2 separate regions of the Homo sapiens genome follow, and region 2 is linked to region 1. Evidence: read pairs that join two places in POLR2A ChIA-PET (ENCODE). Cell type or tissue: A673. All regions are shown on one strand. Each heading gives the region's core, and the rest is flanking DNA. Links, peaks and the distances in the headings are about the cores only. Region 1 overlaps LINC02413 (long intergenic non-protein coding RNA 2413). Region 2 overlaps UBE2N (ubiquitin conjugating enzyme E2 N).

Region 1 (15,006 bases), core at 5,211-7,710:
CAAAAATCAGCAGCAAATTTAACATTTCTTGGGTAAATATTAGAAGCATTTCCTTTAAGGTTGAGAATGAGCTAGGATGCCTCTTGTTTTTTTGTTCTGTCTTAAAAATTGTTTTGAGACAGTCCTGCTTCAGCCCCACAAAGTATTTTGGGATTACAGGCATGAGCCAGCATGCCCGGCCTCTATGAGGCCTTTTAAATTACCTTTTCTTCCATGTAATATTGGGAATTTTGATCAAGAGACATAAGTAAGCAAAAAGATCAGAAGAAAGAGAGTCAGGAGACTCAGCTGTCATTATTTACAGATGATATAAATATTCACAGAAAACTCACAAGAGAATTGGCAGAATCTGTTTAGAATTGTGAATAGAGTTCAGCAGAGTTCCAGAGGCCTTTCTGAGCTCTATTAACCTAGGAATTAACCTAACAAAAATGCCCAGCTTCTCTTGAAGAAATCTTTAAAATTCTACGAAAGCTGTATTTTTCCAACTTTAACGTACCTCCAGATAACCTGGGGATGTTTAAAAAGCAGATTCTGATTCGGTAGCTCGGGGGTGGGGCGGAGCCTGCGTTGACATTTCAAAGCCTGTCAGGTGATGCAGCAGGCCCTGTACAACACTTTGGGTTGATGGTCCTGATGCACTTAAAGAATACATGCAGACAGAAGGCATGCTCATGTGGGGACTCTTTACCATTGCAAAGACTCTCATTCTCTCCAAACTAGTCTATGATTTTTAATACCATTCTCACCAAAATCCCAGTAAAATTTGGGGGTCAGAGGTACTTACTTAATTTACATGAAAAAGGTCAACTTTCAGAAAAAAAAGTGGGGAAAATGGAGAATTTGGCTACCATATATTAAGACATGTAACAAAACCAGGGTAATTAAAAAACACCACCACCAATTTGATAATGCCCAGGAACAGACAATAAAACAATGGAACAGAATATAGAAACAACCCAGAAACAGACCACATGATATTGATTTATGAAAGAGATGGCATCAAAACTTTGTGGCTCATGCCTGTAACCCCAGCATTTTGAGAGGCCAAGGAGGGAGGATTGCTTGAGGCCAGAAGTTCGAGACAAGCCTGTGCAATATAGTGAGACCCCATCTCCATTATTAATAATAAAAAAAAAAACCTTGGTGAAACAAAAAATACATTGATAAATGGTATGCACAAAACTGGCTTACTAGATGGAGAGGATAAAAAATTCTCTCTCTGACACACACACACACACACACACACACACACACACACACACACACAGTCTAAGCTAAATACCTGAAGTTGTTTATGCTTCTGGTAGAGATTGGTCTTGGGCTTCTGATTCAGAGGCAGAAAGCAGAGGCGAAAGACACACTCTTTCTTTTTTTTTTTCCTTTTTTTTTTTGAGACAGAGTCTCGCTCCACTGGCAGGCTGGAGTGCAGTGGGGTGATCTTGGCTCACTGCAACCTCCACCTCCTGGATTCAAGCAATTCTCCTGCCTCAGCCTCCCGAGTAGCTGGGACTACAGATGCGTGCCACCACACCGGCTAATTTTTGTATTTTCAGTAGAGACGGGGTTTCACCCCATTGGCCAGGATGGTCTCGATCTCTTGACCTCGTGATCCACCCGCCTCGGCCTCCCAAAGTGCTGGGATTACAGGGGTGAGCCACCACACCCGGCCAAGACACACTCTTTCAAGCAAGCTTCCTGCATCAGCACATGGGATCCACTACTTAACTCCTTCAGTTAGTCACTCTTGGCCTTGCCATTCATGGAAATTCCTCTGAGATTCTCACAACAAGCCAGTTCTCATACATTGTCTCAGTATATGGTATTGTGAATTGAGTTTTATGATTTCTTTTTTTTGGTCTTCATTAGTATTTTATTGCAAACTTGGAAAAAGGCACGTGAGGAGCTGATAATCTTATCCAGGTTTAACTACACTCAACTTTTTGATTATTGAAGCCAATGCATTAAAGGTTTTCTCTAACTCTGTGTTGTTCACAAATTTTATTTTCATATCCTTGTTTTCATTCAAGTTCATAATGACTATTTGAATAGGTCAGAGTCATAGACAAAGCTCTCAGACAAATAATTAAGAGCTTTCCCACAAAGCTGGTATAGACCTACTGGTTGACCCTACGTGGGGATAAGGCACTTCCTGATTCTTTCCCTTTGTATCCCTCCTCTCTATAGCTTAGGCCACCTGACTTCTCTCTATGGGCGTGGTCTCCCCCATTTGTCTAGGGATAATACTCAGAATTTGAAGGTCTCCAGACCAAAAATCTAGAACTCAGCACAGGATTGTGATTCCTCCTTGTACAGTGCTGGCCCTTAGGGCTAACAGCCGAGCTTCTGCCATGCATGTGACCCTTTCTTTTTTCTTTTTCTTTTTCTTTTTTTTGACAGGGTCTAACTGTGGCCCAGGCTGGAATGCTGCGGCATCATTACAGCTCACTGCAGCTTCGACCTCCCCAGCTCAAGTGATCCTCCTGCCTCAGCCTCCCGACTAGCTGGGACCACAGGCATGTGCGACACCAACCAGCTAATGTTTTTTTTTTTTGTTTTTTTTTTGTTGTTGTTGTTGTTTGTTTGTTTGTTTTTAGTAGAGATGATGTCACATTATGTTGCCCAAACTCATAGCTGGTCTTGAACTCCTGCCCCCAAGTGATCCTCCTGCCTTGGCCTCCCAAAGTGCTAGGATTATAGGCATGAGCCATTGCACCTGGCCAATGCTTTCTGAAATTACCGTTTCAATAAACTGCTTTTTATCCCCATTATTCTCTAACTGGAGTACCTTTATATTTTTTTAAAAACATGTTTAAACTTGGGATCTTTTCATCCATTTTGCATATATCCTCATGCAGAGACTTCTCCCCACCCATACCCCAATACTAAAATTACAAGCCTGTGGCCTGTCCATCTTTCTGTGGTGCCCATTCTTGCCTGCCGAGGACTACCATTTGCTCCTGACTCAAGTACACTGCCCACTTATTAGTGTGCCCACCATTCCCATTAGACACTTGCCAACCTCCCCCATCCTCTTTGTTTGCCTGAACCATGTATCTGTTTGTTACCTGTCACAGTATCTTTATTTTTTAAAATTTATTTTAATTGTAAATTGACAGATTATAGTTGTATATATTTATGAGATTGTTGTGGCTCAGAAAACAATATCCCAAAGTGAAGGCCTCAGAGGTAGCCTCAGAAGCAAGTTCTCTCTGACCTTCTCCTTCCCTCCTGTCTCTGGCCCATCAGTCTCCCCCGAGGCTAGCCATAAAAACTATAATCCTTCTTCCCCAAGGTGTGTTATAGAAACTAGAACTCCTGTTCCTCAAAGCCAGCCATAAAACCTAAAAACATTACTCTAACCTCCTGCCACTCCCCGACCTTCCTGTGTAAGACCTGGCCATAAAGAAATCTCTGACTTACATTGTTTAACGATAGGTCATAAGACACTCATTCCAAAAAGGGTTCTGCCTCATACCTGGAAGGAAGACAGCTGCACAGAGAGGCCAGGAAGAACCTTAACAGACAGGCCTTGCTGGGATTCCCCACTCGGTCTATTTCCATAAGATTATACCTTTTCTGTCCAAACACAGTTCTACACTGCGGTCCATTCTTCATGGAACCTAAGTATAAAAATGGATGGTTTTACCTGTATCTTTGGGTCTTCATTCTAAAGGCTCCCATGTCATATAAAACTATGATTAAATAAATTTGTATGCTTTTCTCTTGTTAACCTGTCCTTTTTTATAGGAGTGTCAGCTTGGACCCTCAGGATGGGGAGAAAAGGGATCACCCCCTTTCTATCCCTATGAGGTACAAAGTGATGTTATGGTTCTCTTTTTCTTTTTTTTTTTTTGAGACAGGATCTGGCTTTGTCACCCAGGCTAGAGTGCAGTGGCACAATCTCGGCTCAGTGCAACCTCTGTCTCCCGTGCTGAAGCAATCCTCCCACCTCTGCCTCCCGAGTAGCTGAGACTACAGGTGCACGCCACCAAGCCCAGCTAGCTTTTGTAATTTTGGTAGAGACAGGGTTTTGCCATGTTGCCCAGGCTGGTCTTGAACTCCTGGGCTCAAAGCGATCTACCGCCTTGACCTCCCAAAGTGCTGGGATTATAGACGTGAGCCACCAGGCCCAGCCCATGATGTTATGACTTATGAATACAATGCGGAGTAATTAAATCAAGCTAAATAACATATACATCACCTCAAATACTTTTTTTTTGTGGTGAAGACATTGGAAATTTACTGTCTTAGCAATTTTGAAAAGTACTATACACGATTATTAACTACCTTCACCACGCAGTGCAATTTATCTCAAAACCAAACCAAAACACAACCTTGCTCCTCCTGTCTAACTGAGGCTGTATACTTTGACCATCAACTCCTCATTCCCCCAGCCCCCAGCCTCTGGTAACCACCATTCTACTCTCTGTTTCTATGAGTTTGATTGTTTTAGATTCCAAATATAAGTGAAGACATACAGTATTTGTCTTTCTGTGCCTGGCTTATTGCACTTAGCATAATGTTCCCTAAGTCCATCTCTGTTTTGCAAATGACAGAATTTCTTTCTTTTTCAAGGCTGTCACTGTACCTTTAAAATGCCATGATCTGTTAACCAGTCTTGTCTTCCTCAGCATCTTGTCTTTCTTCAGCACTACATCATCTCCTCAATATTTTTCCATCCAATATTGGCCAAAATATTATAAGCAATTTTATCAAATGCTTGCTGAAATCCAATATGTGATGGTGGTGACTTCCTCCGGCATGTAATCTACTAATCCTATCAAAAAAGGAATGTTTAGCTTGGCACGCTTGGTCTCAGTGAATCCGAAGTAGTTACCACTGTTTACCTCTCCTTTCTTTAAATGCTTGCATGTCAAATATTGTTCCATTCTCTGGAATGACTTTTACCTGTGAATGGAATCTTGAATGTCATTCTACAGTAAAATTCTCAACCAAAAAAAAAAAACAAAAAAAGCCACTGATTTCTAGTCATCAATCTATAAACACTAAAGACATTTTACTAGTTCACATAGCAAAAAAATTCTGAGGTAGGGTGGTTTCAGGTTGGTTGATTCAGCGTCTCAATAATATTATCAAAGACTCAGATTCTGGCCAGGCACAATGGCTCATGCCTATAATCCCAGAGCTTTGGGAGGCCTAGGTGGATAGATCATTTGAGCCCAGGAAGTTGAGACCAGCCTGGGCAACATAGTGAAACCCTGTCTGTATAAAAAATACAAAAATTAGCCGGGCATGGTGGCATGAGCCTGTAGTCCCAGCTATTCAGGAGGCCAAGGTGGGAGGATCACTTGGGCCTGGCAGGCAGAGGTTGCAATGAGTGGAGATTGTGGCACTGTACTCCAGCCTGGGTGACAGAGGGAGACCCTGTCTCAAAAAAAAAAAAAAAAAGACCCATATTTTTTCCATATCTGTGCTCTGCCACCATCATTATGATGGCCTTATCTTTGGCTGGTTCTCTTCATGGAGGCAAGGGAGCTATGGCAGCTATGACCTGCTTTTCTACAGGTCTTCTTTTAGGAGCAAGAAAAGCATCTAGGAGCTCCCCTTGCCTGACCTGCCACGGTTTTATTTCACAGAACTGGGTCACTTTCCCCCTCCAAACCAGTCACTGGCAAGCTGAGACAGATCAGAATTTAATCCCGAGACATACAGGGAAGAGATGGGTAAACCCTTGAAATTGGCTGTTTACCAACAAGAGAAAGTCGACAAATGCTCTGGGCTAGGAAACCCTACTGTCTGGTCCAGACTGGAGGAATTACTGTCTAATTTGGAGAGTGGTCATATTTGAAGACGGTTACTGATGAAGACCTATTAAAATAACATGGACTTTTTATCTATTCAAAACAGCTTAAAACAGGACTGTGTCCAGAACAAAGGGGTAGATTAAGTTATCTCTAAAATTCCCGGCCAACTGTTTAATGCTGTGATTCTGTTCTCATTGTTTTCACTGTGGAAACTGCTTGCAATTTGGAAGAGTGCGTGTCAGCAATGTTTGTGCTGCCAGCAAAAGTGAATAGTTGCTGATCTGTGTGCATTTCCCCAAATAGCACATTTGTGGAAAACTGAGTCATGGGGATTCTAGGTACTGTGAATCCATCATCTGCACAATTTTCTGAATGCCTTACATCTTAGACACTGGCGGCTTCCCTGTAAATAAACAAATTGTAATGAGACAGTTGACACATAACATGGGATTGGCCAAAGCAAAGCAGGTTTAGCTAACTGGTTTTCCTCTGGCAAATTGTTCCTTTTTTTTTTTTTTTTTTTTTTTTTTTTGAGACAGAATCTTGCTCTGTCACCCAGGCTAGAGTGCAGCGGCATGATCTTGGCTCACTGCAACCTCCGCCTCCTGGGTTCAAGCGATTCTTCTGCCTCAGTCTCCCAAGTAGCTGGGACTACAGGCGCGTGCCACTGTGCCTGGCTAACTTTTGTATTTGTAGTAGAGACAGGGTTTCACCATGTTAGCCAGGCTGGTCTTGAACTCCTGACCTTGTGATCCACCCTCCTCAGCCTCCCAAAGTGCTGGGATTACAGATATGAGCCACCTTGGCCGGCCATTGTTCCTTTTTATTTATTTTGCCCTGAAAGCAGATGATGGTGTTAAATAAAGCAACAAATTAAATGTGGATGTTAGTGCTGCAATGGAGGAAAACTTGCAGAAAAATTGACCTGACTTATTTAATCAAGTGCAGAGACATTACTGTGCTACCTGGGGAGCTATTCAAATACAATACAATCTATATGCCTTCCACCTGAGCAACCAAGTTCTTACAGCGCTAACTAGAGAAGGTGCAGGGGAGGGGGGGAGGACTGGATAAAGTTATTTTTGTGGCAGTTAAGCTTCGATTACTTGTAGATCCATAAATCATCAGCCAAGGTTCTCTTTTCTCCAGCAGTGAGCACAGGGAGGAGGAGGTGCATGCAAGCGATACTGCAGGGCCAGAATCAGAATCATCAGCACGTAGCAACTGATTGGATTTCTGGAGCAAGAAAGAAGAGTTGAAGATAATGTTGAACTTTCTCATTGGGAGATTTTACTAACATTATTGAGCAATTACTGCATGATGGATGTTACGCTAAGAGCATTCTACAATTATTATACCTCTTACGTCTCCCAGTAGTTCTGTTAAGTAAGTACTATTGTTTTTGTTTTAGAGACAGAGTCGGCTCTGCCACTCAGGCTGTAGTCCAGTGGTGCAATCTCAGCTTACCATAGCCTCGGGCTCAAGCGATCCTCCCACCTCAGCTCCCCAAGTAGCTGTGGTCCCAGCTGGCTCCATATGAAAAGCCTCTTGCTTCCTTAATTACTAACCAATGGTAATAGTTTTTTTCTTTTTTGTTTTTTTCAAGAGACAAGGTCTTGCTCTGTCACCCAGGCTGGAGTGCAGTGGTGGTAACATAGCTCACTGCAGCCTTGAACTCCTGGGCTCAAGGGATCCTCCCACCTCCGCCTCCTGAGTAGCTGGGACTACAGGCATATGCCACCATGCCCAGCTAATTTTCAAATATTTTGTAGAGACCAGGGTCTTGCTAATTGCCCAGGCTGGTCTTGAACTCTTACCTCAAGCAATACTCCTGCCTCAGCCTCCCAAAGTGCTAGTACTTCAGGTGTGAGCCACCACCCCCGGTGACCAACAGTAATTCTACACTTCAATCTCTTGCATCCTTACCCTTATCTTGTGTCCTTATGATCATCATAAATAGCTCATTTGGCCGGGCACAGTGGCTCATCCTGGGCAGCACATGAAACCTCATCTGTACAAAAAAATATAAAAATTAGCCAGGTGTGGTGGCACATGACTGTGGGCCCAGCTACTTGGGAGGCTGAGGCAGGAGAATTGCTTGAGGCTGGGAGGTCAAGGCTGCAGTGAGCCGAGATCATGCTTCTGTACTCCAGCCTGGGTGAGAGAGCGAGACCCTGTCTCCAAAATAAAATAAAATAAAATAAAAGCTAATTTGTCTCAGGCTTTGAATTAATCTGCATTAGCTCATGTAATTGTTGCAATAACTCTATGTGGTAGGTACTCTCAGCCCTGTTATACAATGGGTTTGAAATGACTACTGATATACAGAGGTTTGAAATGATGTTACTTGCCCAAGTCTCATGGTGAATGGAGGAGCAAGGAATGGAACTCAGCTCATTTAACACCAAAGGTCTGACCACCACACAGCACTGCCCTCTTTAGCCAAACTAATGTTTTTGTCTTTCTTACTTTTGACCCATTTTATTCCACCTTTCTGAGGTATTTTCAGCATTTTCATTAAGCTAATGAATACAACAATTATTTAAGCAGCTAATCCTTAAATATGCTTCTATAAAATGTCCTTTTAGTTTCATTTTCTCCTTATCACTCCCCAAACCCACCAGACCTACACTTCATATTTTCCCAAACGTGTATACACAAGGCATTCACCTGCTTTTATATGATGTCCTTTCCTGTTCATCTCAACCTGGTAAGGTTAAGAAGGAAAATGATTTTACATATCAGAGGGGAGAGTGCTACAAAAGAATATGAGACACAGACAATTTTGTAAAAAAAAAAAAAAACAACTTTGTATGAGATACCTTATGTACATACACAGAACAGTTAAATCCTGGGCAACATGAAAAAACCTCGTCTCTACAAAAAAATACAAAAATTAGCTGGGCATGGTGGCACAGGCCTGTAGTCCCAGCTACTTGGGAGGCTGAGGCGGGAGGATTGATTGAGTCCTGGAGGTCGAGGCTGCAGTGAGCCATGATTGACAGAGTGAGACCCTGTATCAGAATAAATAAATAAATAAATAAATAAGAATATAATAAGCCAAAAGTGAAGTACAGTGAATGACTAAGTGTTCTAAAGAAAAATAAAAGCAACAGTCCATGGAAGAGGTAGACCTTAAGGATGAGTGGGATTTGATGGGAAAAGGGTGGAAGCTAGAGTGAAGACAGAAATCAACATCTCATTACTGACAGCTATTTATCAAGCACCTCCATGTGTTTGGCCATTAAATTAAAGTTTTGAGGATAGAGATGGAAAAGCTGCTTGCTGTCTTTCTCCCAAATACTCTGTGTTTGGGAAAGGCTTAAACAGATAGCAAAATACACAGTGACACAAAGAGGCACACAATACACCGAGCAAGAGTTTCAGGCATTCTGAAAATGCAGGGGACATATCCCAGTAAGAATGGTAAGCCCTGGGACAGAGGGTGAGCGGTTTACATGGATCAAAGGGCTCGCTCATGATAACAACAGCCTTCTCTAAGCCAGGCACTGAATACTGTGGATACAAAGAGCCCAGAGTCATCAAGAGGAACCAGGAACTCTAACATGATGTGTGGAGCAGGCTATGCAAAGAGGGGTACCTCTCCCAGTCAGAGGCATCAGAGAAGGCTTCCTGGTGGAGGTGAGTAGGAATCACGTGCAATCGTGCAGGCGAGGCGGGGAGAGGACACTTCTGAGCAAAGAAACTGGTTAGAAAATGTACTGGTGTGTAGGGAGAAAGAGGGCCTCCAGGTCACTCAGGGTTGCTATGAGAGCACGAAGTTTAAGGCCAGGAGCAGTGAGATGACATGGAAGAGAGAGGTGGTGACTGGCTGCCTTAGGGAGCCTGGGCTTGATATTGAGCCAGGAAAATGTTTTAAGCATCCTTTAGGTTAGGGAGCTGTATGAATTAGATTCAGGTTGAGCCAAGGTTTTAGCAAGCTTCAAATGCCAAACTGAGCAAATCTTCCCTCACTGTGAGTTTGCTGTGATCACTGTTCTTATGGTTCAGAGAATAACTGTGCTGTAGATATTAGGCTCAATTCAAAGTGGAGCTGCTGAAAAATTTATTAGTGCTGGAGTGCATAGGATGCTGTTCATGCATGACTAGCATTTCAAAGGGCTGTAGATTAAAAGTGAGAGGTCTCTGAAGTCCAATTTCAAAACCCAGAGCCTCTCCGCCACTTATCTCCTACTTCGCACCAATCCTGGAATGAGTCTATAGACCACTGTAACTTCTCCTTCTCAACTTCCACATCTTTTCTTCTCTTTCTATTAGCAACCTTTATATTCCCTTTGGGTGTTTTCTTTTTCTTTCTTTTACCACTTATGATGCCCACATGGTCATACTATGGGAAATGCAGAGCTGAATCCCATTAGAGTCCATTGAGAGCCTGCTGTGCTCCAGGCATTGTTTGGGGCATTTTAAAACATTATCTCATTTAATTATCCTAGCAACAGTAAAAGGCGGGTGTCATTTTACATGAAGAATTCGTGGCACAGACAGGATAAATTACTTGCCCAAATTCACACAACTAGTAATGGACAGAGGTTTTTCACATAAGCTTTTTGGATGTGAATTGGAACACACTCGTCTCTGTGAATTCCCAAAGCTCTTGGGATAACAATACAAAACTTTGTCATGACCTACAAGGGTTTGGATGGCGATTTCTCCGCTCTCTCACCCTACAACCAAACCCAGACAATTGGCATCCAGGGCCCAAGGTCCTGGCCACTCTGGCATACTGTCTCTGGGTTTCGAAACAGTTCATTTAGGATCCTTTATATACAACGAGTTACAAATCATATTCTGTGAGTTTCTGATCTAAGTTAACAGTTCTTTCTTACCAAGGAGACGATGAACACACACACAGACAAGAAAGAGCTGCAGGGAAGTAACAATAACCTCCAACAGGTTCTTAGTTGGAACGGACCCATCACAACAGACAAACAGGAGAAAAACAGAAGTTTATTAATATGGATATTTTATACACGCATGGGGGACATCCAGAGAATGAGTTTTCAAAGAGGTGGCTTTAAGTTCCAGTTTATATATAGCATCTTCAACAAAGAACAATAGATTTTTAGACAAGTGGCAAGACAACAAGAAAGGACTTTTTGAGTTTCTGTGAGCAGGCTGGCAACTCAAGGAAAAGCAAACAAACAGCAGATAAACGCTAGTTAGGAAAGCCTGCCAATGCAAATTCCTCTGGTTCCGACTCTAGGCTGATGAGGGTCTAAAGCTGTCTTCAGTGGTTAAACTTTTCTTGAGGGAAAAGGCGGGGGTTGGTGGCCAGGATATTTTTTGCCTTTGTAAATCTATGTCCTCCTTTTGGACAAATTGAGGCAGAGACCTCTCCTGTACCTGTTTCTTCTTGAGCATCTTCAGCTCAACAATCCTTCATATTTTGGGGAAGATATTCTGGTCTCCCACAGAGCCTTTCAAAGAAGGTTCAGCTCTGGTCTGGGTTCCTCGTCTCTCACTATTATCTGAGTTTGTGTCTCCCACCCTCCTCTGAGTCCATACTGGTCTGTGGAAGAAGGCTGCTTCCCTGAATAAAGGCCCTAATGTTCTATTTGCACAAAGCTCAGTCTTTCTCTATGCTGAACTTGGCTTTATTACTAAGTGGCTGTGAGATTTTCATGTTGTCAACTCTCCTATCTCAGTTTCAGTTTCCTCATCTGTGCAAAATCAGTCATCCCCAAAGTGTTGCCCAGATCAAAAATTTTAGAATTCTATGAAGAGCTTTACCCACTAGTAGAAGAGAGAATTAATACATTCATCAACGAGGACCCCATTTGCACTATTGTCCAGTATAATTATTTAAACTTTCTATCTTTGTGGCATTTATGATTACTTATTGTAAATGAAACTGGTGTGAAGGACACACATTTTTAATGCCTTTAATTGTCATCCAAAGGCGCTTTCCAGCTGAAAAATTCCATGATTCTAAATGTGTATCATCAATTTCATGTCAGGCAGGATCAGAGGCTTGGTCAATATTATTTTTTCCACAGTGAAATTGTGTAAGGCAGGAGATCCTACTTAAGCTAACATATGTGTATCCTTCACAATGGAAGAATAAATAAAAGTATAAGTTGTGGATTTGCTAATAGTTTCTTCCTGCTAAAAATATTAACCTCTTCTATTCCTTAACAATAACTTAACACATGTAGTTTTAGCTTAAAATTTTGGGGAACTTTTGGTGTCTTGAAGTATTTTCTGCAAATTTATTTCTCATCTCCAAATTCTATGTCCCTTTTCTGAATGTTCTTGATGCTACATTTTCATGTATTCATCAACTTGAGATGTTTGGCTCCTTTTTTTTGTTTGTTTGTTTTTGAGACAAGGTCTCACTCTGTCACCCAGGCTGGAATGCAGTGGCATGATCATAGCTCACCACAGCCTCGACTTCCCTACCTTAGGTGATCCTCCCACCTCAGCCTCCTAAGTAGCTGGAACTACAGGCACGGGCCACAATGCCCAGCTAATTTTTGTATTTTTTGTACAGGCGGTGTTTTGGCATGTTGCCCAGGCTGGTCTTGAACTCCTGGGCTCAAGTGATCCTCCTGCCTCGGCCTCCCAAAGAGCTGGGATTACAGGCGTGAGCGACCACACGTGACCTTTTCTACTGTTCTCTGAGCTCCCCAACATTTTCATATTTGCCAAATCACTGTTATGTACAGAGAAATCTCCATCAACTATTTCATTATTTGAAAGAAGCGACGCCAATAAAGAATTTACTCTCTGTTTACTTGGACATAAAGAGCTACTCCAAATTAAGACCTGACATTTTCTCATCTCCTTCTTTGCAATAAAAATAAAATTGAAATTAAACTGGGATAAGTGCAACACATTGTATCTAAGCAGCCATTGTCAAACTGTTTCTAAATATCAACAGTAAAAGCTCTAATCTGAGTCAATTTTGGAATGCACATATATTCCAAAGGGAAATGAATTTTCAAAATGGTATAGGACTCAACATCGCATATTTTAGTCTTCAGGCCAAGCAGGAAAATACTAACAAGCTACTTCTTCCAATTTTGCTATTAATGCAAATTGATGTAAAACTACCTGCTATGGGCGAAACACTCAGCCTCTGCAAATGGTCTCATTCTGAAACTGTCAGTGTCAGAGAAATGGTGTTTCCCTTCCGCAGCTCATTGAAATGGAGATGGCATGGAATGGAGTAAAGGGATGGGGATCTGCTTTCTAATCAGGCAAAATTAGATTCATTTGAATTGGTGCATGGACTGAAATGAAGGGAAAATCCAACCAGTGCCTATTTTTACCTCCTTAGACAGCCTTTGAGCAGCTAGGCATAGTAAAACCATACATGCTAAAATTTCCCACATTGATACAGAATTCATGAGGAAATTATTTTCACACTTTAATGGAATGGGTCTATTGCTTACATTATACAATGTAAGGGAAAAAATTACTAAACTCAGAAGCACATTTCCATATTTCTCATCAACTTAGTTTCTTTGATACAAACATAAGAAGCTACCCCAACTATTACAGAGCACATTTTGCAAATTTCACTAATGCATCGTACTCATGTGACATCAAAAGCAAAAATATCAAAGCAAACACACAGACAACAAATGAAAGCAAACCTTTATAGTGTATCATTCAGTGAAAAATACATGTTCTAAAGAGTTGTGATATATGATACTACGGAACTATAATATATTCCAGTTTCTACAATTTCAGTTCTTTTCAGATTTGGTGTTTATAAAATAACCTAGTAAAGAAGTGGTAGGAGAAAGTGAAATTTTACACAGTGGATTATGTGAAACACAAACTAATGAAACCAGCCAAAGTTTCTGAGTTCTTTTTTTTTCCCAGCCTTCCCCCAGCCAAATGAGTTTTTAATTCATATAGGATTTTTAAAAATCATTTATTTAATTCTCCTATATTTTAGAATAATAGCGTTCCTAGGTTAGTAGTTTTCAGACTTTAAGTTTTCAGGACAGCAAAATTTCCCAAGGCAGTAGAAAGAGCTAACATAGAGTTGCCAAACTGTTAATTTTGCCAATAACAACAATAACAAAAAGCTACCATTGCCATCATTTCAGACAGGAAAGGATATTTCCACACCAAAAATGTAGGAAGTTCATAATGTCAGAATACAAAAGAGCTCTTCCCAAGAAATACAATTTGTTAACCGTAGATAATTTTAAAGGATATACTTATAGTTTTATATACATTTAGAAACATTTATAACATTAAAATTTATTTTATACTACAACAAATATTATGTTCCCTTGGTACAATTTTTTTTTAATTTGATAGCACTATATGTATTTCATACTCTGGTATTTGATAGCACCCATGATGAAGGGCTCTAAGGTGTCATTTGTTTTGGTGTTATATTTTTATCAGTGCCATCATGAAAAATTCTGTTTTACAGATATGAGCAAAAATAAAAACAATAGTCTTAATAGTGTTTTGTTTTTTGTTTTTGAGATGGAGTTTCACTCTTGTTGCCCAGTCTGGAGTGATGGTACGATTTGGACTCACTGCAAACTCTGCCTCCTGGGTTCAAGCGATTCTCCTGCCTCAGCCTCCAGAGTAGGTGGATTACAGGTGCCCGCCACCATGCCCAGCTAATTTTTTGTATTTTTAGTAGAGGCGGGGTTCCGCTATGTTGGTCAGGCTGGTGTCAACCTCTTTAGCTTGGGTGACTCATCCACCTCGGCCTCCCAAATATGCTGGGATTACAAGCATGAGCCACCATGCCCGGCCTAATGCCGTTTCAATTATTCTGACATAGTCTAGGCAAATCAATATGCTCAGGAACAGTAGCTCCCACATTCTCAAGTCCTTCCTTTTACCTTGCTTACAATGGGCAGGTAGAAAGGCCGGTTGAGCCAGGCCAGGTGGGTGGCTGGGACTCCGCAGGAAGTAAGCTCAGGACTCTCCTCAGTTATTGCCCCTCACTTTCAGGGCAGAACCATATGGTCTCCTTGCCTTACAGAGAGAAGCTGGGAATTTTTACAATAGGTGTTCTGTGGGCCAGTAAAAACTCTGGCCCTTCCCGGCATTTGGGAACCATTGAAATGGGTCCTTTAGTCTTTGAATTCCTGAATTTTGTGTAATCCAGAGGAGCCTGAGACTCTGCGTGGCTATGGGTTGAATCCACAGCCATCAAAAAGCACCTTCCCACTGGTAAGTTAAACACAGTACAAAAAGCACTGGTTCTAGGGACAGAAAAGTTGTGTTCAAGTCTCTA
Region 2 (15,006 bases), core at 5,132-7,631, 420 kb after region 1:
CCAGTTTCCTGTTCATTACCACCTCTCCACTTACTGTAACTACGCACAATAACTGCTGGTTTACTTCTCAGACCCTAAACTATTTGAAGAGAGGAACCCCAGCTAGTAAATGGTGGTAAATTCTAAATAAATGCTTGCTTGGTGAACGAACATCTGCAATGCTTAGGTACCACCCAGAGCTGATGAGGAATACTGTATCTGCTGTGTTCATTGGTAAATTCCATCTCAGGAACAGCATTTAAGATTATTCCAATCACTGACAATGACAATGGACAAAAATCAGAATAATCCTACTAACAAATTGTCCCACCAAGAAGAAAAACTGTTAAGCTGAATTCCTTTATTTCTTGTCTATCTTGCCTCCCCAATTCTTCTGCCCACTAAACACATCAGGTTGTATTATAGTCTGTGTATATTTTCCTCCCCACCAGTCTGTAAGCCCCATAAAAGCAGGGACCACATGCAATTATCAAGCACTGTCCCAGATATACAGAGAATCAATAAAAGAAAATCTCGGGTAACAGTTAAGAACAAACTATGCCAAATACTGACTTAAGTGCTACATATGTATTAGCTCATTTAATCCTCATACTCATTTTACAACTGAGAAACAAAGAGTAATCGACCAAAGCTAGTGAATGACAGAGTGAAGATTCAAATCCAAGCTGCTGGGCTCTATTCAGTCTGGTTTCAGGATGTGTTTCTTAATCTTTTTCTTTCTTTTTTTTTTGGGGGGGCTGGGGGGACAGATTCTCACTCTGTCACCCAGGCTGGAGTGCAGTGATACAATCTCAGCTCACTGCAAGCTCCACCTCCCGGGTTCACACCATTCTCCTGCCTCAGCCTCCAGAGTAGCTGGGACTACAGGCACCCACCACCTCGCCCAGCTAAATTTTTTGTATTTTTAGTAGAGACGGAGTTTCACCGTGTTAGCCAGGATGGTCTCGATCTCCTGACCTCGTGATCTGCCGGGCCCGGCCCATGTTTCCTAATCTTGATGGTATACAATAAAGACAATTAACTACATAAGCAGTAAATGTCTAATGTTTGGCAGGGACAGTAAACAGCACGGGAGTTAAAAGGGCTATTTTCAACCCTTCATAATCGTGAAGTGGTGCTTCATGAAAAAGGTAAATTTAAGCCATAATGTCATAAATTTTTTTTTCTTTTTGAACTGGTAACCAGAAAAGTATAGTCTTATTAAGATAAAAATAGGAAAAAAACTGATTTGATTGAAAAATTGGTATATACTATTTTGACTTGGAATTATCAGATGGTAAACCATTTTGCCTATCTTTGATAGTGCATGAGATCAACATGCTCTAAAATGTTTCGTGACTTTGAAATATAAATTTACTTACAAATGTTTACTCATTGCTATTTTGTTCATGGCATTGTGGTATTAAATAACTGGAAGGAAGAGTAAAACTTCTTGGCATCCAGCAGTTTATTTCATTGTGAGTAGTCAAGGTCTTAAGGTACAGGAGGTGTGAGTTAGGATACTATTAATATATGAAGAGCAGAACCAGATTACAGGGCTATTATGTTCTTGTTTATTTCTAAAGACATTTTTAAAGTTTTCTGGAAAGATTAAAAACCTCGTCTCCATCTTTTTTCCCTCTTTGTTTTTTCAAAGATTTCCAAATATTGGCATCACAGCTAAAGATGGTGTCAACTATTCCTTCATAAAACACTCATGAAGTTCTTGGTGGTAAAAATGTCCTTTGAATATTCAGCACTATAATTAGTAGACTCGTGGCAGTCAAGCATCTCCATTTTCTATGGTTCCTGATTTGATGAATGACATAACACTTCATTGCCTGAACTTTTCTTAGCACCAGCTCAAAAAATAAAAATAAGACTTTAGTGATTTAAATAATGTAGCTGTCTATCTTAATGAACTCTGTTATCTCAGGAATGATTTGACAGAGATGTCTCAGAATGCTGAATGAAAAGAAAGGACCTAGCTTAGTAACACAGTTCATTGGGACTGCTGTGTGCCATGGTCCTCGAGGCACTATTAACAAACCTATTGCATATTTTAGGTTCTGGGAGTGGGTATATAACTTAGTAGGTGAGGTAGGAAATGTTCTTCTGTATTCATCTTGAATTAAAATTAGGGAAATTTTTTAAAAGCCTGTTTTATGTGGTGAACACTAAAATAATAAGATTTATTAGCAAAAACCAGTGAACTTGGTTTTTTTCTTTGATCCAGCTTTTATGTAAAAAATGATGTAGATTGTGGGTTTTTTCTTTCATAAAATTTTACTTGTTTTTTTCAAGTTGGTAATTCATTTCAGGCCCTTATGTGTAATTTTAGTCATTTGTCTATGTTAACTATTAAACAATGTTAAAAATTCCCCCACTCATTCATATGTTCCTTTAGCTCCCACTCTTTAGTATAATGTTGGAGCTGGGAGATAAGAAAATTGTAAAAATTTTAAGTAACTTGTAGAAAAAGAAAAACTTACCCGTGGTCACACAAAAGGACTGCCTGGAAGCATTTAGGGCAAAATGAGGTTGGTAGTATGCATCCAGCACTTCTTGCGCATCACAAGCAAAGAAATAACCCATTCTGGAGAGAACTGCAGTAGTTACCACTAAGACAGCAGCAGAGTTCTAGTGGTAGCATTCTGCGCTTGACATCAATAATCACACCGCACACACTGTAGAATGTGTTGCACACAGTGTGAGCACTGAAATCATCGTGATGTGATTCTGAAGTTTGTTCCTGGCTCCCTCTTTTCTTTGGCCCTCCTGAAGAATGTGTGAGGTAACTAATAACTCTTAATATCATTTCTGCTTAAACTAGCCAAAGCTGGCTTCTGTTGGTTGCTAAAATGAAGTCTAAACTCAATAGGAAAGGAAGTGAAGAAAAGGTTAAGAGTTAGCAGACCAAGGCAGGAGGGGGTTGGGGGCTGGTAAATACGTTAAGAAGCTAAATAACTCTTTGGGATTAAATGAAGTCAAAAGAGGAGAGCATACAAGTCAACCAATCTCTTTATCAAAGAACTTCTACTTAAAACCTTTTAGAGGAGGAGCTAATTTCACATTAGACAGTTAAATTCAACTAAGCAGCCTGGTGTACCTAGCGTGGGGAGGGGGAAGAGGCTCAAGAGTTAGCACATCTGAATTTAATTCCAATTTTAATTGTACCAATGTGATATGTGACCACAGACAAATCATTTACCTCTCCAGCCTTCTAAAATGTCCCTTGAACATTTAAAAGGTTCTCTATAGCACCAAAATTGTCTGAATACTTTATTATTATTAGAATGAGTTGAATCTTATTGCTATATGCTTCTTTCTACTGGAAGGTCCCCTTTTGTAATAACATTCTTTAGGCCTATAATTACTGTTTTAGTCTTCCCTGCTGAAGGAGAAGGATATTATGAACTGTCATCCTGGTATTTATGCCAACGTTCAATATCTAAATAAAGAGAAAATTTGTTGCTAAGGGCACCTGCTTTTTTCCCAAGTTTTTTTCACTTGCTCATTAAAGAAATACATAAAATTAATCTAAATAAAATTAGCCATTCTCCTAATAACCAAAATCCAATTAACATTCTAGAATGTTTTTTGTTGTTGTTGTTCTGATAAAGACAAAAGCCCTTAAAAACAGTTTAATATGTTTACATTTTTTCACTCCTGTGTCACTGCAGCCACTTTCCTCAAGGCTAGTTGATTTACAGACAAATCAATATTCTTTAAAAACCATACGGCATAAACAGGTACTTTTCCTGGCCTACAAGCTAGTGACTATACTAGTATAGCTACCATGTATTTACTTACTCGACCCTTTTTCTTCAGGTTACTTCTGGTTTCAAATGCAGCAATCACAACAAAATTTAATGCCTGAGGACTCCATAATAGGTAAGGCAAGACAAGAACAGATGGAAGCAGAGCAGTTGAACTTTTCAGCGAAGCAAACAAAAAAACAAGTTACATTTCGCTCAGATTTGCATTCTCAATCCAATTGTACCAGTAACACAATTTTGTATAAAATCCAAACCATCAGGAAAGAAAAATTAAAACAGTCTTTCACACTCTGCATACTAACTCTGAGATAAATTAGGAAACATGAAAGCATGCAGATATTGGAGGGTTGTCTCCCACACAGTAAGCATCCTCTCTCAGGGCTAACCATACCGCACAGCTTCAGGAGAGGACCATTCGTATGACAGTCTGCATAAATGGCGCCTCTTGAAGTTATACAGTGAAATACTTTGGATTAAAAAATAAAACTTCAATTTAGCAGTTGCAAAGATCAACTTTATTATTACCTAACCCATGGAAAATGGATTACACATATGATAATTTTAATGAAATCAAAATGTTATTTACCCAAAACATCCCATTTTGCTATCCACTGTCGGTAAATGAGCATTCATTGTGCTTTCACAAAATCTATGCCTCACTTCAGAGAGTTATATTTAATGTTATCTATTTTGTGAAACAAATACATAAATGAACTTTGTTTCGTTTATGAAACGAACAAACCATTTTCCCACACACTAGGAAGACATTCAATCTTTTTATGTTTATGGTGAAGCAGCATCTTTGCAAAGTCAGAAAACAGTAATAACCAACACTACATAAGGCTCAGTATTACGTTAGGGTCTGTTCTTTACATTCTAATCCTTCCAATTACCATAGAGCTAGATTAGTATATTAAGCAGATAAAGAAGCAGAGAGGTCAAATGAGGTTGCCCAAGCTAATATTTGGCAGAGCTAGAAATCAAACTCAAGAGTCTGGCCTCAGATTCTTTGTTCCTGCCATACATAAACATACATTTCATATTCCCTAAATCAGTGTTTTGCTCTAGAGAATTAGGAAGTAAGGCTCTCTGAGCCATAAAACATTATTTTAGTCATGAAAAGCAGCATTTCTACCATCTTGAAAGTCAATTGTCAATTAAGAGGTCAGCAAAAGACTACAGTAGGAATGAACCTTCTGTAAGCCATCCCTTACACACTTTGCTACCTTACTGTCTCTCCAACTAAACTAGTTCCTAGAGATCAAGGCCTGTGTCTAACATTTGCAGACCCAATGTTGGACACCAGTGTGTCTTGCATTTCTTACTGGTTAATGAACAGATCAACTGCAGAACTACCTGAGACCAACCCCACAGAGTAAGGAAAACCACTGACTGGGTTAAAAGGAAATTCAAGAACTTCCAAAAATAGTAGGCCTAGCCAAGCAGTGACTGCAAAGAGCAGGAGTATGCAGAAAAAAAGACTTGCAAGACTCCAAACCGAATCTTTACAAACTATTTCACACGTCTGTCCAAAAGCCTTAGCTTTGACACTATTCCTACAGGTCATACACTTAAATGGACCAATTACGAAGCACCAGAGATACCAGCCTTATCACTTCTTTTGCCCCTCTAGGCAGCTTCAACAATCTAATAAGCATTTTCCTCAATTTAAAAAAGTGATCATTGCCTCAATAATCACGAGTTGACATATTAAAGATGATTCTTTCCCCTACCTCAAGGTTTTGGGAAGAATCTGAAATGAAACAGCTTGGTTAGGGACTTTAATATTTCACAGATTATCAATTAGGTCTGAAATTTGAACAGTCTTAAGAGATCCAGCTGGAGTAAATAACTCAGCAGATTTTTTACTCTTCTGTGATTTCAGATTATCTCGTCCTGCACTACTAAGCCAGAAGAGGAAATGATCCAGACAACTCAGATTTTAATGTAACTGAAATAAGCACAAACTTACACACTAGGGCTGATGTATTACAATAGAGTACGATGGACAATAATACTGGGTCAAATTCATCCACTTCATGTGGACAGCTTGAGTCTCCGAAAGAATGCGACAATACATTCAAAGAACATAAATGCTGGAATCAGTTCTTGCTAGCAACACGAGCCAGCAATGTTATTATGTGAAACTGCATCCAAAAAAAAAAAAAAAAAAGCTACAAAGTCATAAAAATAGCCCTGAGAATAACTAATTTGAATAGTGTAAGTAAACAGTTTTCTTGAGGAAGGAAATCGGGTGGCTGGAACACAGGTAGGAGACACCCTGCAAGTCAAACAAGCTTAATCAAAACAAGAGCTAAAAAAACCCTATAAAACCCCTAATCTGACAAGTCTGAAGTCAAGCCACATACTGCCACATCTCAAGGGCTTCTTACCCATCCCTATCTATCCTGGGCTGGGCCAGGCCAGGCAGTTTTCTAAAAAATCTCTGCCTTAGGAAACTAGTAAGTCAGATATAAAGTCAATCAATGTCTCTCACTTTCCTTCTACACTTTTGTGATTCTGGAGGTAGGACTCTGCCAGGGGCTCCTAGTTTAAGTCTGCAGATAAGGGAGTGTTAAGGGAAAACTGCGAGAGACGACAGTGCTGTCTCCCCTCTCATGGGTGCATCAGCAGATTTTTTTTTTTTTAAGCTCATCGGCTATCATTAGTGTTAGTGTATTTTATGTGTGGCCTAAGACAATTCTTTTTTTTTTTCTTTTGTCGCCCAGACTGGAGTGCAGTGGCACGATCTCGGCTCACTGCAGCCTCTGCTTCCCAGGTTGAAGCAATTCTCCCACCTCAGCCTCCCAAGTAGCTGGGATTACAGGCGTGTGCCACCACACCCAGCTAATTTTTGTATTTTTAGTAGAGACAGGGTTTCACCATGTTGGCCAGGCTGGTCTCGAGCTCCTGACCTCAAGGGATTGGCCCGCCTCAGCCTCCCAAAGGGCTGGGATTACAGGCGTGAGCCACCATGCCCAGCCATGAGACAATTCTTATTCCACTGTGGCCCAGGGAAGCCAAAAGGTTGGAAATCCCTGTTCTAAAGCAATGCAGGCTTCACATGTGACTAGTTTTATGAGAGCCAATACAGATTACCTATCTCCTAAAAATTCTACCTTGCTTCCCTTCAGCACTATCACTTTTTAAAAGGTTTTATTTAGAAAACACTTCAGGTAAAATATTTACAAAGGAATGAAGTACTAATACATGCTACAATATACATGAACCTTGAAAACATGCTAAATGAAAGAAGCCAGAAAGAAAAGGCCACATATTGTATAATTCCATTTATATGAAGTGTGTACAATAGGAAAATCCATAGAATTGGAAAGCAGATAAATGGTTGCCAGGGGTTGAAGGTAGAGTGACTGCTAATGAGCACAGGGTTTTTCTTTTTGGGGTGACAAAAATCTTCTGGAATTAGCAAGTGATGATGTTGTACTACTTTGTGAATACATGAAAAAACCACTAAACTGTACACTTTGAGTGGGTGAATTTTATGGTATGAGAATTATACCTCAAAAAAATAAATGAAGCATTTGAGTTTTCCTTCAATATTCAGTGAGATTTTGGAATCTTACCGATGAATTAGAGATTGGAATAGTAAAAGTAAGTGAAGGGAAAATAAATATCTATTACTTGACTATTTAGTATATAACATATTCACAGCATGTTAACAGAGTTTTCAGTTTTTTGAGATAGGATCTTGCTCTGTCGCCCAGGCTAGAGTATAGTGACACAATCTTGGCTCACTGCCGCCTCAACCTCCCAGGCTCAAGTGATCCTCCCATTTCACCCTCCCAACTAGTAGCTGGGACTACAGACATGTGCCACCACACCTGGCTAATTTTTGTATTTTTTTGTAGACATGGGGCTTCTTCATGTTGCCCAGGCTTTTCTCAAATTCTTGGGCTCAAGCAATCTACTTGCTTCAGCCTCCCAAAGTGCTGGGATCACAGACATGAGCCACCGCACCCAGCCAACAGAAATTTTAGTAATGAATATATATTCATGGACTACACTTCTGAAGAAAAGAAACTTCAAGTTAAAAGATTACTTTTGAAGCTAAGTATCTGTGATCCAAGCATAGACATGCTGACTCAAGTTACACAGTCTTAGTTCAAATATCTCCTGGGTCTGGTATGTCGACATTCTACTCCCCCTTTTCTACTTATGCTTCAAAATTCAGCTCAAATATCATCCTCTAAAAACCTTTCCCTAAACCAACCTTGAGGGTTTTCCAGGCCAGTCTGTCACTTCTTTGGTGTTCCCATTGATGCCTTTGTATTCAATATACAAAGCAGTGCTAGCTGTATGATTTTACTTTTGTCTCCCATTCTACCCATCTTTGCATTGAAGCCAAGCACACATATGACCAGTGTTTCTGCAAAGTGTACACTAAAATCATAAGCAGCTCTTAAAACAACAAAAATATGTTGGGCTGGCAATGTTAAATTTACAAACTTCCCCAGATAATTCCAATGTATAACCATGAACTAAGTACTCAGACTAGAAACAAGTGTTCAGAGAAAATAGCCCATAGATTCTTGTCTTGGCATCCTTGCCAATACATCAGCAGCCCTGCCAATTAAACTAGGAGAAGAAATAGGCAAGGTCTGGCCAAGTACTTCTCTAAGCACAGTCAGTGCTGGCCCCTGAACAGAACTTGCAGCACTTTTAGTTTAACCCTTACCTGAACCACAACAATAAAGACAGGGTCCTGGACAGTGCACTTTATTTGAAAAAGTGTAGGCCAGGCGCGGTGGCTCATGCCTGTAATCCCAGCACTTTTGGAGGCTGAGGCGGGCGGATCACGAGGTCAGGAGTTCAAGATCAGCCTGACCAACATGGTGAAACCCCGTCTCTACTAAAAATACCAAAATTAGCTGGGTGTGGTGGTGCACGCCTGTAGTCCCAGCTACTCAGGAGGCTGAGGAAGTAGAGCTGCTTGAACCCAGGAGGCGGAGGTTGCAGTGAGCCAAGATCACACCATTGCACTCCAGCCTGGGCGACAGAGGGAGACTCTGTCTCAAAAAAAAAAAAAGAAAGAAAGAAAACACAAAACTCAACTTGATATATAAATGAATGCAAGATAACTCTAACATATTTTTAGACTTACTGAGAAAAAAAATTCTCGTTTAAAATTAGTCTGATTCAGTGGTACTTTAAATACAGTCATGCGCTGTATGAGTTTCAGTCAATGATCAACTGCACAAAAGACAGTGGTCCCACAACATTATAATGGAACTGAAAAATTCCTATTGCCTAGTATTTACTATACTATACTTTTATTGATTATTTTAGAGTGTATTCCTTCTGCTTGTTAAAAAAAAAAAAAAAAGTTGACTGTAAAACAGGTTCAGGCAGGTCCTTCAGGAGGTATTCCAGAAGGCACTGTTGTCACAGGAGATGACAGCTCCATGTGTGTTACTGCCCCTGAAGACCTTCGAGTAGGACAAGAGGAGCTGGAAGACAGTGATACTGCTGATCCTGAATAGGCCTAATATGTGTGTGTATGTCTTAGTTTTTCACAAAAAAGTTTTTTTAAAAAAGATTGTAAGAGAAAAAAGCTTATAGGATATAAAGAAAATATATTTTTGCACAGCTGTATGATGTGTGTTTTAAGCTAAATGTTAATACAAAAAAATCAAAAGTTTAAAAATATAAGTTTATAAAATAAAAAAGTTACAGTAAGCCAAGGCTTATTATTGAAGAAACATTTTAAAAAATTTTTTGGTGTAGCCTAAGTGTACAATGCTTATAAAGTCTATCGTAGTGTACAGTAATGTCCTAGCCCTTCAAATCCACTCACCACTCACTCACCCAGGGCAACTTCCAGTCCTGCAAGCTTCCTTCATGGTTAAGTGCCCTATACAGGTATACCATTTTTTATCTTTTATACCAGATTTTTACTGTACCTTTCCTATTTTGATACACACATACTTACCACTGCATTACAACTGCCTACAGTATTAAGTACAGTAACATATTAAACAGGTTTGTAGCCTAGGATCAACAGACTATACAACATAGCCTAGGTGTGTAGCATGCTACACTATCTAGGTTTGTATAAATATACTCTATGATGTTCACACAATGATGAAATTGCCTATGGTGCATTTCTCAGAAAGTAACTCCATCGTTAAGTGATTCAAGACTGTATATTTTGCCGGTAAGAAAGAGCAGCAAAGAGTCCCTTCTCACCAGAACCACAAAATTCCTCAAATCCAGGACTGGCTGGGTGGGGAGGGGGAGGAAAAGAATATGCCATCCAGACCAGAGGCATTCCATCTTAAAGTGAACTATGTTACTAAACAGGGTCTCATGTTTGTAGGAAAGCCTCTAATTAAATTACAATAAAGAGACTTCTGATTAAAAAAAACCAAGAAAAGCGGCAGGCTCAGTGGCTCACGCCTGTAATCCCAACACTGTGGGAGGCTGAGACAGGAGGATCACTTGAGCCCAGGAGTTCAAAACCAGCCTGAGCAACATAGGGAGACCCTGTCTCTATGTAATATATATTATATATGTATATATATTTTATATTGTACATAATATATATTTTATATATATATAAAAAATTTTTTTAAATTAGTTGGGGATGGTAGTGCATGCCTGTGATCCCAGCTACTCGGGATGCTGAGGCTGCAGTGAGCCATGATCATGCCTGGGCAACACAGTGAGACCCTATCTTAAAAAAAAAAACACAGCCAAGCGCAGTGGCTCATGCCTGTAATCCCAGCACTTTGGGAGGCCAAGGCGGGCGAATCACAAGGTCAGGAGTTCGAGACCAGCCTGGCCAACATGGTGAAACCCCGTCTCTACTAAAAATACAAAAATTAGCCGGGTGTGGTGGCGGGCACCTGTAATCCCAGCTACTCGGAAGGCTGAGGCAGGAGAATCGCTTGAACCTGGGAGGCAGAGATTGCAGTGAGCCGAGATCGTGCCATTGCACTCCCAGCCTGGGCAACAAGAGCAAAACTCCGTCTCAAAAAAAGCCAACCAACCAACCAAACAAACAAAACACAACCCAAAACAAGTAAGCTAAGCACTTAGATCCTGTTCTTAAACATGTTTCCACTTCATGTGTCCAAATGATACAGTATAAAAATACATGCACTGCCAGTTATTATCTAGGAATAGACATGTTCTTCAGTATCCACAGTCTACAGAATCAGACCACCTGGGTTCAAATCATAGCTCTAGAAACTAATAAGTCCCTCTGTGCAGGTTCCCATAGCTATAAAATAGGAATGATACTAATATCCACACATCATAAAACTGCAATTAGAATTAAGTAAATTAATGCACGTAACATGCTTAGAACAGTGCCTGGTACACGATGCCAATGAAAGATGTCTATTTTTACATAATAAAAACTATATGACCAACCTCACTTCAGGAACAGCTGCCACACTGCATGCTAGTGAATAGTTCACAGACTAAATATGAATTTCATAATTAGAAACACTTTGTTTGCCTAACAATTCTTGATGCCAACTCTTTGAACACAGTCATTAAACAGTAATAATTATTTTTGATGAGACCCTGATTCTATTATCCATCACATACTATATTTCTAGATGATGCCATGCTTTCTGTCTCTCCTTCCAGCTTTCATATCTGCTGCCCCATGTGCCAAAAACTCACTCACACTCCCTCCTTCTCTTGGCCCAGCAAACTCTTACTCTTCAAGTTTAAAAACACTTCCTCGGCTGGGCGCGGTGGCTCCTGCCTGTAATCCCAGCACTCTGGGAGGCTGAGGCGGGCGGATCACGAGGTCAGGAGTTTGAGACCAGCCTGACCAACATGGTGAAACCCTGTCTCTACTAAAAATACCAAAATTAGCCGGGTGTGGTGGCGTGCACCTGTAATCCCAGCTACTCAGGAGGCTGAGGCAGGAGAATTGCTTGAACCCGGGAGGCAGAGGTTGCAGTGAGCCAAGTCACGTCACTGCATTCCAGCCTGGGCCACAGAAATTTGTTTCATGACTGTGTTTTCCATTACACAGGGATGCCTTTCTTGTTCACCTGGCTTACTGGTAAATGCATATTATGCATTCAATGAATGTCCAATTAATTGAACTGAAAAAAAATCTCATGAATGGATAATAAAGAGACACGCAAATCACAAGGTTACAGAAAACTGAAATTTGGCCTTGGGATCGGCCTATGTTACTAAAACCACTTTGTCCCTGCCTCATAGTAAGATGGTAATCTAGTTGTCTTTAAGAGTCACAAAAAAAAAAAAACAAAACAAAACAGCTACTTACTAACATTTTCCCGAGTATAAGCTATAATCTTAAGAAAGTTACAGAGCAATAAAAAAATCACCAATGGTTTCATGATATAAATTTGTTAGTTCTTTCTAGTGTTTCCTTAACTACAATGCCTTCAATCCCTAGAACTGTAAAGACTTTCAAAATATAAATTCATTTGCCCAAAATTAACCAAACTGACAGAGACATAATGTGAAGGTATTGAAAACTAAAAAAAAAATTGAAAATCTAAAGACAACATAGCCAGTTGTTTTAATGCAAAATATGTCAACCTTAGATTCTGAAACCAGTATCTAAAATTACTTTAAATTACAGTAGAATCCTAATTATTCAGAAGCATCTCAGTTACTGGCCAATTCAAAACCAAAAATGTCTGTGCCTAAGTACTCAAGAAATTTTAGAATAGCTTCATTCAGGTTTTTTTTTTTTTTTGAGACGGAGTCTTGCTCTGTTGCCCAGGCTGGAGTGCAGTGGGGTGATCTCCGCTCACTGCAAGCTCTGCTGCTCCCGGGTTCACACCATTCTCCTGCCTCAGCCTCCCGACTAGCTGGGACTACAGGCACCCACCACCACGCCCAGCTAATTTTTTTGTATTTTTAGTAGAGACGGGGTTTCACCATGTTAGCCAGGATGGTCTCGATCTCCTGACCTTGTGATCCTCCTGCCTCGGCCTCCCAAAGTGCTGGGATTACAGGCGTGAGCCACCGCGCCTGGCCAGGATTTTTAAAAAATATAAAATGCCCCCAATGGTGTCATGTAGCCCTTGAAAGAATGAATAATAATGAAGTATTTCTGTTGATTCTGAGGGCTCTTAACCAATTATCCAGTTCTTCCAACCACACAGTCATGTTTCTGCCACAAAAGACCCTAGGGCCATCAATCACTTCACTTGGGAAGAAATTTTAAAAGCTGCTAAGATTTTAGCTGAAGTTAAAAGATTCCCTATTATTTAATTGCCTAATTGGTATATCCACATTCATTCCTTCATATATTACATTTGCAAAGAAAATTTCAACTCTAATGAAACAACAGTCCAACTCGTTTTTCGCATACACACATAAGAATTCTTTTCCTTGATATAATATTATTACATAAACTATGCCTCTCATATTTATTTTGTTTTTAGAAAGCAGCACTGTATAAGATACGAATTTGGCACCTAAATCAGAACTCTGATTACTATAATTGTAATGTCAAAAGCCCCTGCTGGATGCTGCTGTCCTCATTTCCTTGTTTCTAGTATTTATTTCTATAGCACATATGCATCCATAGTTCATTATAACAGAAAACATAATGTGTGTTCAGAATCCATACAACTTGAATCTGTAGCATATTTTCTTCTTAAATCCATTTACACAGGTAAACTATCCTATAAGGTATAGGGAAAAAAGAAGAAGAACCGAATTGTACATCAGGAATCTGGTCATCCAACTTCTTTGGCCTACAAATTCCTCACCAGAGAAAGAAAAGGATAGAACAGATGTTCTCTAATGTGTAAAACTCTGGTGGCTCACTCCCGTAGTCCCAGCACTTTAGGAGGCCGAGGTGGGTGGATCACGAGGTCAGGAGATTGAAACCATCCTGGCCAACATGGTGAAACCCGTCTCTACTAAAAATAAAAAAAAATTAGCTGGGTGTGGTGGCGCGTGCCTGTAATTCCAGCTACTCGGGAGGCTGAGGCAGGAGAATCGCTTGAACCTGGGAGGTGGAGATTGCAGTTAGCCGAGTTCGTGCCACTGCACTCCAGCCTGGCGACAGAGCGAGACTCCGTCTCAACAAAAAAAAACTCTGGTTTTAAGAGTGGTCATTAACACGTGTGGAAAAAATTCCAAACTTGAGCAAAGCAAATGCATAACATTTCCAGTCACAGTCATTTAGCACAGTGAATACTAAAGTACTTGATAATTTGACAAAACTTAATTTCACTTGTGCAGGAGTTGATCAATCTGGACTAAAGGAACTGCTTGACACAGAGGAGCTTAAAAAAGAATACTGAACTGACTGCTATTTTTAACTTACTTTCAGTTATGCTCACATTTCATAATCAAAACATTAGATAGTATATTAAAACAGTATCTTTAGAGCCTGAAAGTTTAATCACTATCAAAAGCAGTTCAAGGATTCTTAACATGGAGCACATGGAGACCTAGGGAATCCACAAATAAACTTGGCAAGAATCTGAATCCCCAGAAGTCATACGTTAAAAAAAATAGCTTTTTTTCCTAGGAAGAGGTCAGAAAATTCTTAAGTGAGACAACTGAAAGAACTAAAGAACCACTGTTCCTAGTCAAATTTTTTACAAGTTTTTTCTTAAATTCCAAAGGTGATTTTAATTACAACTTATAACAAATCTGTCTTCATCATAATGAGTTTGTATTTATTTATTTATTTATTTATTTATTTAAGAGACAGGGTCTTGCCTCTATTACCCAGGCTGGGGTGCAGTGGTGCCACTAATAGCTCACTGCAGCCCCGGCCTCCTGGATTCAAGGGATCTTCCTGCCTCAGTCTTCTGTTAGGATTACTGCATGAACCACCATACCTGGCTAAGTTTCCCTGCCCCCACCTGGAGGTACATATATTTCTGAAACATCATGGTAACTTTTCCATGCCTTTTTTTAATTGGAAGAAAACATTATCAGACAAGTATTTTCAGAGCTTAAAACAACAGATAGGACAGGCGCGGTGACTCACACCTGTAGTTCCAGCACTTTGGGAGGCCGAGGTGGGCAGATCACCAAAGGTCAGGAGTTCGAGACCAGCCTGACCAACATGGTGAAACCCTGCCTCTACTAAAAATACAAAAATCAGCTGGGCGTGGTGGCATACACCTGTAATCCCAGCTACTAGGGAGGCTGAGGCAGGAGAATTGCTTGAACCCAGGGGGCAGAGGTTGCAGTTAGCCGAGATCACGCCATTGCACTCCAGCCTGGGCAACAAAAGCAAAACTTCATCTCAAAATAAGAA

What was found. Peaks named below come from ENCODE experiments on the same cell type or tissue, not always from the same donor. Only the 100,000 strongest peaks of a DNase experiment are listed, where the experiment ranks them.
Region 2: POLR2A ChIA-PET joins it to region 1 with 14 read pairs; 8 of 35 experiments call an interaction of 5 or more read pairs at or near these places.

What each region holds. Positions count from the first base shown.
Region 1 is chr12:92,996,820-93,011,825 of GRCh38, forward strand. It overlaps LINC02413 (long intergenic non-protein coding RNA 2413), which reads left to right. Exons shown (of 4, transcript XR_945212.3): 2 at 6,918-7,154; 3 at 9,275-9,410. It overlaps LOC643339 (a long non-coding RNA gene), which reads right to left. Exons shown (of 5, transcript NR_040096.1): 4 at 7,695-7,779; 5 at 6,939-7,004. Among named protein-coding and RNA genes, the nearest start is that of LINC02413, 14 kb to the left of the region's middle. RefSeq lists an enhancer at 11,148-11,457. In A673, for the core only: no CTCF peak of the experiment used is centred there; no DNase peak of the experiment used is centred there.
Region 2 is chr12:93,420,478-93,435,483 of GRCh38, forward strand. All of the region lies in intron 1 of UBE2N (ubiquitin conjugating enzyme E2 N), which reads right to left. Among named protein-coding and RNA genes, the nearest start is that of UBE2N, 14 kb to the right of the region's middle. RefSeq lists an enhancer at 5,912-5,961. In A673, for the core only: no CTCF peak of the experiment used is centred there; no DNase peak of the experiment used is centred there; H3K27ac peaks cover 1,039 bases.